2 separate regions of the Homo sapiens genome follow, and region 1 is linked to region 2. Evidence: chromatin loops called from intact Hi-C (ENCODE). Cell type or tissue: mesothelial cell of epicardium. All regions are shown on one strand. Each heading gives the region's core, and the rest is flanking DNA. Links, peaks and the distances in the headings are about the cores only.

Region 1 (5,377 bases), core at 164-5,163, 400 kb after region 2:
CAGTTGGGTCCTGTGGCCACTAATGGCTGCAAGGGAAGCTGGCAAAGGGGGCTTGGGAGGGAGGGGCCGACACAGCTGCCACTGGTTTGAGCCAATTACGATTCATGTCCTGGGACTGGAAATAATGAGGCCAAACAAAGCAGAGATTCTGCCATCAGACAGCAGAGGGGTGGCTTTCGCAGAAAGGTCAGTGGGGCAGGCAGGTCTTTTCCCGGCACCTGCTATGTGCACAAATAATGACAATGAGGCTGAGCAGTGAAAGGACCTGCCTGGGGTCACAGAGCAAGCACAACTCCAGAGCACACCACCTCCAGGCTGGGCGCTGTCTTTTCTCCTGTGATCCCAGCACAGTGGACCAAGTGCTGGTGGCTCAATGTAAATTTCAAGGCCCCAGGAACTCCTTCACTGAAGATACTCATAGTTTTTAACCCTTACTATGCATCAGAATAACTTGTGGAACTTGCAAAAACTCATGAATGTCCAGACTTCATTCCCTGAAGTTCAGATTCAATTGGTCTGCAGTAGGCCCCGGGCAGCCTCCTTTGCAAAGCTTCCCAGGTATAATGGTGTTCTACTCTCCCCAGTTATTCAATGAAACACAAACTTAGGTGTTTCTATGAAGGTATTTTGTAGATGAAATTAAAACCCCAAATCAGTTGACTTTAAGTAAGGGAGAGTATCCTAGACCAGCAGTCCCCAACCGTTTTGGCACTGGTCACCAGTTCCATGCAAGAAAATTTTTCCGTAGATGGGGTGGGGTGCGAGGGGATGGTTTCAGGATGATTCAAGCATGTTTCATTTATTGTGCATCTTTCTTTCTATTATTATTACATACTCACCATAATGTAGAATCAGTGGGAGCCCTGAGCTTGTCTTCCTGCAACTAGATGGTCCCTTCTGGGGGTGATGGGAGGCAAGGACAGATCATCAGGCATTAGATTCTCATAAGGAGCCTGAAGCCTAGATCCCTTGCATGTGTAGTTCACAGTAGGGTTTGCGATCCTGTGAGAATCCAATGCCACTGATCTCACAGGCAATCAGATCCTAACAGGCCATGGACTGGTACCAGTCTGTGGCCCAGGGGCTGGGGACCCCTGTCCTAGACAATCCAGATGGGCCTGATTCAATGCATCAGAAGGCCTTAGAAGCAAAGCTGAGGCGTCCTTGATGAAGAAGAAATGTCATGGTGGACAGCAGCATCAGCTGGTGTCTGTGAGTTCCAGCCTGTCCTTCCTGATGATCAGCCTGCCCTATGGATTTCAGACTTGCCTCGTCACACCTCGCAATTAAGCCAATTCCGTGCAAAAAATCTCGAATTATACATCTCTCACGGGTTCTGCTGAGAACCAGGGAGTTATTCAGTAGTTGTTAAGCCAAAGGGCATCAGAATAAAATAACACAAGGTCAAATCTCATCTCTTCTCCCTGCGACCTTCGTGGCTGCAGTTCCTTCAGCTATAAAGTGGGGATCTCGGTGTTCGGTGCACAGGCATCCTGTGAAGGGTAACTGCTCTCAGGAGTGTGTACGTTCACTACACATCAGGACTGAGTGATGGCAGCTGCTCTTATACTGCTAGGCTATTCTGGGCCATGAGCAAATAAATGTTCAGACAAAAAATGCGGCTGGTGTTCCCTCACCATTGCTTGACATCTAAAGTTTAGGGCCTTGGAGTGACCTAATCCGGCTTCCCCCAGCTTGCTCCCGCAGTAGGCAAGAGGGCGCCTGCGCACACACAGACACGTGGACGCTGCACCCCAGCAGGTGCAGGACACCGAGGCGGCCGCCCAGCTCCGGTCATGAAAGCAGCCAGGAGTTCCATCGGTCACCCATCATCGCTCTCCTGGGAGTTTTAATAGGTGTTTTGGTTACAGGACTCCAGGTCTCGCTGCTCACTTGGTGAGTCGTGGCGGTCCTGCCGGCCCTGCTGCCGCCGCACTCGGTTTCGGGGCTGCGGCTCGGCTCCGCACCGCGCGGCGTGGACGCGCTCCTCCCGGGGGCTCCCGCGCCTCCCACCAGCGCCTCCCGGCGAGCTGGCTCGGCCTCCAGCCTGGCGAAGCAGTGCCCTCTGGCGGCCACGCACTGCAGCAGCGGCTCGCTCGGCAAGACGGAGGCCGAAACCTGAAACCGGCTCTGGGCCCTGATTTCTTTCTAAGCCACTGTTTTTTGACTTGGAAATCCATAAGAAATCCAAAATTGTAGGTTTTTCTCTTTTTTTATGAAACAATTTTTGTATTTTCCACAGACAATAAATTAGATGTTTCTGTTCCTGGTAGTGCCCAATGTGAGGATGGATACATTTAGCACCTGCACATGTGAAGGTGACCCGACATTAAAAGTAGGGAAACTCCGTGTGGATTTCGGTGATGAGCTACACGTTCACAAAACCACCCTTGATAGTCATTTCCACAACTTCCAGTCCTGAGAACTGGTCACTCCAGCAGGTTTAAGGTAATAATCTGTGGGTCAAAGTTAAGTCAAAGTTAAGCCTTGGATACGCAGAGAGGAGCCGCCTCTTTGTCTATTTACCTTGTCACTAGCCATCCGCGTATGGACCTCAGCCCCTCGTGTCACCCCTCTGGGTCTCCGTCTCCTAACCTAGGAAAGAAGAGGGTTAAAATAGAGCCTCTTCAGCGTTTGCATTTAGGATCCAAGGGCTAGTCATTCTGGAATAGTCATTCATTCAGCAAATACCACGTGTCAAGTGGAGAGGGTTCAGGTTCACCAGGGAGCAAACCTGTGCGTTCCCGGATGTTAAATTGTAGCAAGGGAGAAAGGTACTAAGCAATAAACCTAAAGATGACACAGTGTGTTAGAAGGTGAGAATGAACGCCAGGTGGAAACTGGCACAGGTGTGGGACTCGAGAGTGGTAGCCCAGGGAAAGGCTGAGGGAGAGGCAGTTTCAGATGACGGAATCAGGCCAGGACTCTGAAAAGTGTCCTTTGAGCAAAGACCTGTAGAAGGGCATGAGAAAACCACAGGGTCTTTCTGAAGAAGAGACTTCCAGGCAGAAGGAAGCCTGCAGAGGCCCGAGGTGAGAGCGGTCCGTTAAACTTGCGGACCAAGGAGAAAGCCTGTGTGGCTGAATCAGAGTGGCTGAAGAGTAGCGATGGCTGGGGAGGCTAGGAGGTCACAAGAGATGGTTACACAGAACCTGCTGGGCCACCGCAAAGGATTTGCCTTTGACTCTGAAAGAAACGGGGCCATTGGAGGTTTTGAGCAGAGGAGCGGCACGATCTGCCTGATGTTTTCACAGGTCTGTCTTAGCCTGCTCGGGCTGCCATACATAACAAAATGCCATAGACTGGGTAACTTACACAGCAAACATTTCCTCACAGCTCTGGAGGCTAGAAAGTCCAAGAAAGTCCGGTGAGGAGGCTGGGCGCTGTGACTCACGCCTGTAACCCCAGCACTTTGGGAGGCTGAGGCAGGTGGATCACTAGGTCAGGAGTTCGAGACCAGCCTGGCCAATATAGTGAAACCCCATCTCTACTAAAAATACAAAAATTAGCTGGGTGTGGTGGCACGTGCCTGTACTCCCAGCTACTCGGGAGGCTGAGGCAGGAAAATCACTTGAACCCAGGAGGTGGAAGTTGCAGTGTGCCGAGATCACGCCATTGCACTCTAGCCTGGTGACAGAGCGAGACTCCATCTCAGAAAAAAAAAATCAAAAAGGCCTCCATCTCAAAAACAACAACATAAAAAAAAAGAAAAAGTCTGGTGAGGGTCCTCTTTCTGGCTTGCACACGGCTGGCCACCTGCCCACTGTGTCTTCACATGGTAGAGAGAGAAAGTAATGCCTGGTGTCTTCTTCCTCTTCCCATAAGGGCACTAATCCCATCATGCAGCTCCGCCTGTGTGACCTCATCCAAATCTAATAATCTCCCACAGGCCCCACCTCCAAATACCATCACACTGGAGGCTGGGGCTTCAACATACGAACTTGGGGGAGATTCAAGTGTTCAGCCCTTAACAAGGTCACCCAGGCTACTGTATGAGCTACTGTAGATCACAAGGGTGGGCGGAGATGGGGGCAGGAAAAGCAGGAAACCACAGTGAGCATCGAGGCGAGGGTGGTGGCTGTGGCTTGGGCTGGTTTGGTAGTAGTGGAGACGGTGAGGAATGGTCAGATTCTGGAGAGACTTTGAAAGCAGAGACCACAGGATTTCCCAACAGGTTGAATGCAGAATGTGAAAGGAAAAAGAAGTAAAGGATGATTAAGTCTGAACGAAGTAACTGGAAGCTGTTATTGAGAGGGGAAATTGACATGGGTGGGGCAGAGATCTGCAGGGGGGCCAGATATTTCATTTGGGACATGTTGATAAACTTTAAGACATCTGTTTGTGAAGAGAGAGAAGTGAATGTGCAAAGTTCAGGAGATTCAGGGGACAGTTGTTGCTAGAGATAATTTTCATCCTATAAAGAACGTGGGTTCTAGAGTCAGGCGGATTTGTGCTCAAATCTCAGTCCTGTTACTTACTGTCTATGTCAGCCTGAAACAATGTCTTAACTTCTCTGAACCTTGTTATTCAATATTTATATTTTCAGCTCCTCATGTGTCAGGCACTGTACCAGGTACTGGGATTGAAAAAATAAGCAAAGTCCCTGTGCTCATGGACTCTACACTGGTCAAACAGGGATGAGAATGAATGTCCACTTAGTGTTCATTGAATGAATAAAGCGTATAAACTGCCTCAGGCACTCAGTATAGTGATTTGCCCAGTAAATAGCTGCTCTCACCACGCTTTCCTTGCTTTCTACCCATTGGAGGACAATTTGTGTTGCATACTCGGACTGACAAGTAAAGATCTAGAGGACATTTTGGGTGCCACGGAAACTATAGAACTGATTCCCCAAGACTAGAAGGTGGTCCAAAATACCAGAAATTATAGAATAATATGTTGCCTGCACAGCAGAATACAGCCTCTGATTTTCCTTCTTTGGAATTATTCTAGAGACCAGATACTAAACCCAGCTCAGGGACATTGTAACAATGACCAAAATTGAGCTGGTGCTTGAGGATGCATGGGTAGTCTAACAAGCAAATAGCTGGGGCAGCATCTTACCATGAGGGTTGTTCTCATTGTAATCAGCATCCTCTTAGATAGAAGCGCTACATTTCTTCTTAAGTGACGAATTTCTGGGATTGCTTCTTTTACTCTAAGCTAACTCTTGGAGATGAAAAGTCAACCACAGAGAGATCACCAAGGGTGAGAAGAGGCCCTGGGATGGAAGTCTGAGGCCCCTGAACATTCAAAGGGTGGGCAGAGAAAGAGGCTGCCAAGGGTGCTGAGAGGCAGTGGCTGTTGAGATGGGAGAGGGCAGAGGGGAGCGGGGAAGATCAAGAATGGGAAGTGGGGGCAAAGGGCAGCCCCACGC
Region 2 (5,377 bases), core at 102-5,101:
CTCATCTGAAAACACCTCCCCCTCCCAGAGTGGTCATGGGAACTGAATGGGCTGAGGGATGAGAAGGGGCTCTGCCGCCCTCTAACAGACACCCCCCCAACACCTTTGTTCTTCTTAAGCACTACAGTGCTAGTCAGGACTCCTTAGGAAAGACTGTTAACGCTCTGGGTCCCAAAACCTAGCACTAAAGACAACTGAGCAAAGCAAAATCAGAAAATAATTTGAGGAAATGTTCATTAGGATCTGGGTCACCCGGAACCAGTTTCTCTCGCCAAGACCTCCTTCCTGCGGAAGCACCCTCTCTGCGCCACGCTCCATGGAGGCGCCAAGGAGAAGGCCTGGGAAGGGAAGAGTGAACCTTCCCTGGTGGAGGGCCCACTCCTCAGGCAGTGGGGAGACCGCCTTTTGCATGCGACAGGACTTACCAGGTAGCGCTCCTCCTGCCTCATGCTGGGGGTGCGGATCATGTGATTTTGTTCCCCTCTCCAGTCTCCAAAGCGACGGAAAAAATAGTTGGATAAGAACCGGTTGACGGGGTCTCTAATGATGTTGATGTAGACAGGCTGGTCTCCTCCAAACCTAACACAAACATTGAGTTCGTTACAACCCATCACTGCAGGACGAAAACAGGGCCTACTTAGACAACATCTCCCCTTCCCTCTAGGTTAACTTATTGAAAGATGACCTCCTATGCTAAGGTGCCAATGACACGTAATAAGCAAACGGTGTTTCCTGATAAGCATTTTATTATCATGCAGGAAGTGGGGAGGATGATACCTGTTCCAGGTACCTGTTGAGGGGCTGTGAGGACATTTCATAGTATAGCACGGTACAAACCACACCATTGTGCATGTTAAGGAAGAGATGGTGTCTAGTTTTCTCACCAGGCTGTAGGTTTCTTGAGGATGGGGGCCACTCTGTATTGGATTTAGTATTTCCAATGGCTAGAACAGAACCCACAGGGACACAATTGGCCCTCGGTGAATGTTTCAGTTGATTGGTAGGTTCTGACTGCCTTGCTGGGTGAGACGGCACTTCCTCTATATTGTAATTCAAACAGTTCCGGGTCAGGTGCTCTGCAGTAAGGGAGTGAATAACAGCCAGTCTTCACTGAGCACTCGCTATTCACCTTGTTCTAAATACCTCATGTAACCAGCTTGCTGAAGCCCCATAACACGTCAATGGAGTAGAAAAAATAATTATCCTCATTTACACTTGGGGAAACTGAGGCAGGAATAAGGTTCATAACTTGTAGCTGAACTAGGATATGGGTCCAGGCAATCTGGCTCTAGAATCTATGCTCTTAATTATGGAAAAGTGATTTCTGGAGTTGAGGAAATTTTGTGTGGGATATCAAGAATGAAACAAAATTCAACATAATTATCCTCAAGTGATGGCAAGTGGCTTCAGATAAAAATAAAGCAAATAGCCAGGTGTTCCATTTTAATTCCTTCCATGAAAGGATTAGATGAATCCACTAAATCTTGGCCCAAGAACAAGGTCTTCCCGAAGCAGAGTGATGAGATTGGCTGGATTTCTCTTAATGATTCCTTCTTTTTCTCTTTGAACTGCTTGAAAGCAGTAGCCTTGAGGAGTTCGGGGAGAGTGCCCCAGTCTCTGGGCAGAGGGCATGCTCTGGTGACCTCCTGAGGGGCCTGCAGGGTTCTCTAGCCCTATGGCCTCGTGACCTTCTGAGGAATGTGCCTGGACATTCTGTCAGGGGTCAGAAAGAACTAAGAGAAAACAAACTGACAGGACCCCGCTCCTGCCTCTCCCCAGCTGGCAGACTCCATTCACCTTTCAAAACCCAGCCTGGAGTCACATCACATCCCTCAGCAATTAATGCCCAACCCAGGGTCCATGCCTCCCTCCTCTGTGCCCTGGGCCCTCTCTCTTGCACTGTGTGGAAATGTGTGCCTCTCCCATCAGACTGTGGGCCTCCTGCAGCCAGGAACGACACGCTCTAGCTCAGTGTGTGGCACACAGTAGGTGCTCAACAAATGATGACCAAATGAAGAAATGAACATCTGAGTGTGTGCCTCTCAGTTGTTAACGTTTCTTCCCATATCATGGGGCTCTGTTGTCAGAGGAAAGTAATAACAAGCCCCCATCCTTTTCTGTGTATGAATTCATATAATGTTGTTCCTGGTTTATCTGCATTTTTAAAAAGAATCTTCAGAGAGAAGAATCCAAAGGAACAACTCTGAGATAGTGGAATTTCAGGCACCAGGACATATGAATGACACCCTGGAGCCCTTAAATACTACCACATTGGAACACACACTGCTCATGGGTGAGATTAGCCTTGCAATGCGAATCTTGTTAGTTCTCAGAAATACACATTCATGTAACTGGATGAACAACTAACTGGAGTCCCAGGAGTTAGCTGTGCCAACCACCAGCTAACTACTGTACACACCCCAGATTTATCCCCCTTTTAAAATTAAATTGGGTTTCATATCTATGATAAACAGCAACTAAAGTAATAAAGCTAGGGACTAGGAAGACAAGGCTTGCATACCAAATATGCACCTAATTAGACCCTCAAAATTGCTTCATGCTTTTAAAAACCTCAACTGTTCTTTTATGTTCATGTGAAGAATGACTGCTAGTGCTAGTTAGCAGAAATGCCCAATCATGTGAATCCATGCACAGCATCCCATCAGGAGATGGCTCTCAGCCTCACCACTGCCATCTTTGATCAATGGCGAGAGAAGTAAGGACTGGGAAGTCTTGATGAGCATGGATGACTTGCTCTTGTTTGCACGTTGCAATCCAATGCAAGACTTCCAGAATAATTTTCCAAAATGGAAGTTTTAGATGGCTTAAGAATGTATTGTCAAGTATCAGATAATATAGTAGGCTCTCTCTAGAAGTTTCTAACTATGACAAACAGGTGTCTTGTATATATCTTCCCCTTTGCAGAAGGCAATAATGGTTGCCGGCTGCCAACCCTCTGTACACACAGCTTCCGCCAAATTGGGAAAATCTGGGGTGACACGTCCGTTATACAGAAGAGGCCAGAATACCACCATGCTACCATCAGGGACCAGAGCATAGCACATGTCCTAGTGCCTGAGTAGGGAAGCAATTTCCCTACCCTCATTCCATCTTCTTTCAGCATCAGTTTCTCCTCTAAGTAATTTAAAACTCTGGTCAGAATTTCTGGCTACTATTTATAAAGTCCCTGGGTCACCTGAACCTTTTGCTCACTCATGATTTCATTTTGGGGCTGAGAATGGTTTGTACCCTACCATCCCATACAGTGATTTTTAAAAGCCTTGAGAGAAGATTCCACAACCTCCCTGTGAAGTCCACTGTATCAGTTGAAAAGTCTTTCTTATACTCAGCCAATATTTAACATTTTCCTTTTATGCACATTTCCTTTTGTTTGAACCATTTGACACAAAGGATTTGCATCTCCTATGCTTTTACAATGCTTAGCCTTTTCAACTTCAATTTTAATTCTTTTAACTTTTTGTTGTTTCTTTCAAACATTCCTTTGGCTTTTATCTTAAGACTTATTTCCCTTCATTTTATAATCTAAAGCTCTAATTTGATCTTTATGGAGCGCTAAAAAATTGTGGTGACTACGGCTGATCACAGGTTCTAAGTAGTGCATACACTAGAGAGTAGAAGAGTCAGGCCATATTTTGTTTTTTGTTCAACAACATACCCTTTTGTCCTTCAGTCACCACAATTACTCCTGCATCTTTGAAGCTCTCTTTTAAGTCATCCTAAAATAGCAGGCATTACCAATTTCTTCGACATTTGTTGACAGATCCTATTCCCCGACTCTGTAAGCACTCCTCTGGGCTTCCTTTGGACTCTGCCACTGTGTCGTATTTTTTAAATTTTTACTCATTTTTTTTGATGAGAAGATGAAGCTCTGCAGCAGGGAATAATTTTCTAGAAAGCATAACTGCATGTTTCTCACTCTGAGAGGCATTTCCGAACACCTCATTCTGAGCATTTTCATCAGCATTGGTCCCACACTGCTACCTCAATCAATTAATCAACCCATCGATAATATTAGTCACCTCTTCCACAGCTACACAAAGCACTAGGGTAAAAATCTTAGGTATATTTTCATCAAAATTTGAAAGGCATTCTTCCTGAGGTAATAATTATTGCACATATTAAATCAATACTTAAGACCAGAATTATCCCGGAGAATTAAGACTGTTTTGTACTCCAATTATAGTAGAGATTACTGTGATTGGAATCAGTTTTTGAAAGTATATCCTGTTCTTCTAAGAAATTCTAGTAAAATGTATATATTTGCCCTTTTCATCATTTTCAAGTGTACAATTCAGTGGTATCAAAACATTCACATTGTTGTGAAGTCATCATTATCACCCGTCTCCAAAACGTTTTCACGTTCACAAATGGAAACTCTGCCCATTCAACAAAAAAATCCCTTTTCCTGCTTTCCCCACCCCTGGTAACCACCATTCTGCCAAAAGCCTACCTCCTTTTTAGCCTCTGGCCTGGAAGCAGAGGTTATCTTTGTGCCACTATCTACATTAAAGGGTGAAAAGTACCATAGGCCAGAGGCCCAGGGCTTTGACCCTTGATCAGTGAGGGAGGAAGACAGTTTGAAGTGAGAGAAAGGCCATCATGGAAAAGAACAGGACCTTTTGGGGGCAGAGTGAGGAGTGGCTGAGGCGGAGAGGGGTAGAGCTGGCTGTTTATTTTTGAGACGGAGTTTCGCTCTTGTTGCCCAGGCTGGAGTGCAATGGCGTGATCTCGGCTTACTGCAACATCTGCCTCCTGGGTTCAAGCGATTCTCCTGCCACAGTCTCCCAAGTAGTTGGGATTACAGGCGCCCATCACCATGCCCATCTAATTTTTGTATTTTTAGTAGAGATGGGGTTTCGCCGTGTTGGCCAGGCTGGTCTCGAACTCCTGACCTCAAGTGATCCGCCTGCCTCGGCCTCCCAAAGTGCTGGGATTACAGGTGTCAGTCACTGCGCCCAGCCAAGCTGGCTGTTAAAGGGCCCTTTGCTGGAGCCCGTCACAGTAACAAGAGTCCCTGAAGGTCCAGTGGGGGCCAGCATGGTGGGGAGGTCTGGCTTCTGTCCTCACACCCCCTGCAGTGGGCACTTCCATCTCCTCTGCCCAGGACTAGACTCCCCTCCGCCCACCATCCATCACAAAACACAAGCAGAAGAGACAGCTGTGCTCTGCTCTCCGGTCTGTCCCAAGGCAGGAGAGATGGAAACATTTGCTGTGAGAAGCTGAGACAAATGGGGAAGGAGGTGGGTATTTGGGTCAGGGCTCCCACTCACAGAGGAAGATGAATTGACAAGGCATGAAATAAACAGTAAGGAATAATCAGGAAATGAGGGAAAGTCCAGATTATACTCATCCCTGA

What was found. Hi-C counts contacts between places; a loop is a spot of excess contacts. Peaks named below come from ENCODE experiments on the same cell type or tissue, not always from the same donor. Only the 100,000 strongest peaks of a DNase experiment are listed, where the experiment ranks them.
Region 1: a loop joins it to region 2, with 16 times the contacts of the local background. A loop is called at or near these places in 24 of 110 quality-filtered maps.

Annotation. Positions count from the first base shown.
Region 1 is chr6:148,556,631-148,562,007 of GRCh38, reverse strand. No RefSeq gene overlaps it. Among named protein-coding and RNA genes, the nearest start is that of UST, 190 kb to the left of the region's middle. RefSeq lists a silencer at 1,982-2,161. In mesothelial cell of epicardium, for the core only: CTCF peaks have their summits at 1,882 and 2,082 (motif pointing left); a DNase peak (open chromatin) is centred at 2,037.
Region 2 is chr6:148,959,612-148,964,988 of GRCh38, reverse strand. UST (uronyl 2-sulfotransferase) reads right to left here. Exons shown (of 8, transcript NM_005715.3): 5 at 426-579. It overlaps UST-AS1 (UST antisense RNA 1), which reads left to right and starts at 305. Exons shown (of 3, transcript NR_038408.1): 1 at 305-428. RefSeq lists enhancers at 264-840, 841-1,417. In mesothelial cell of epicardium, for the core only: no CTCF peak of the experiment used is centred there; no DNase peak of the experiment used is centred there.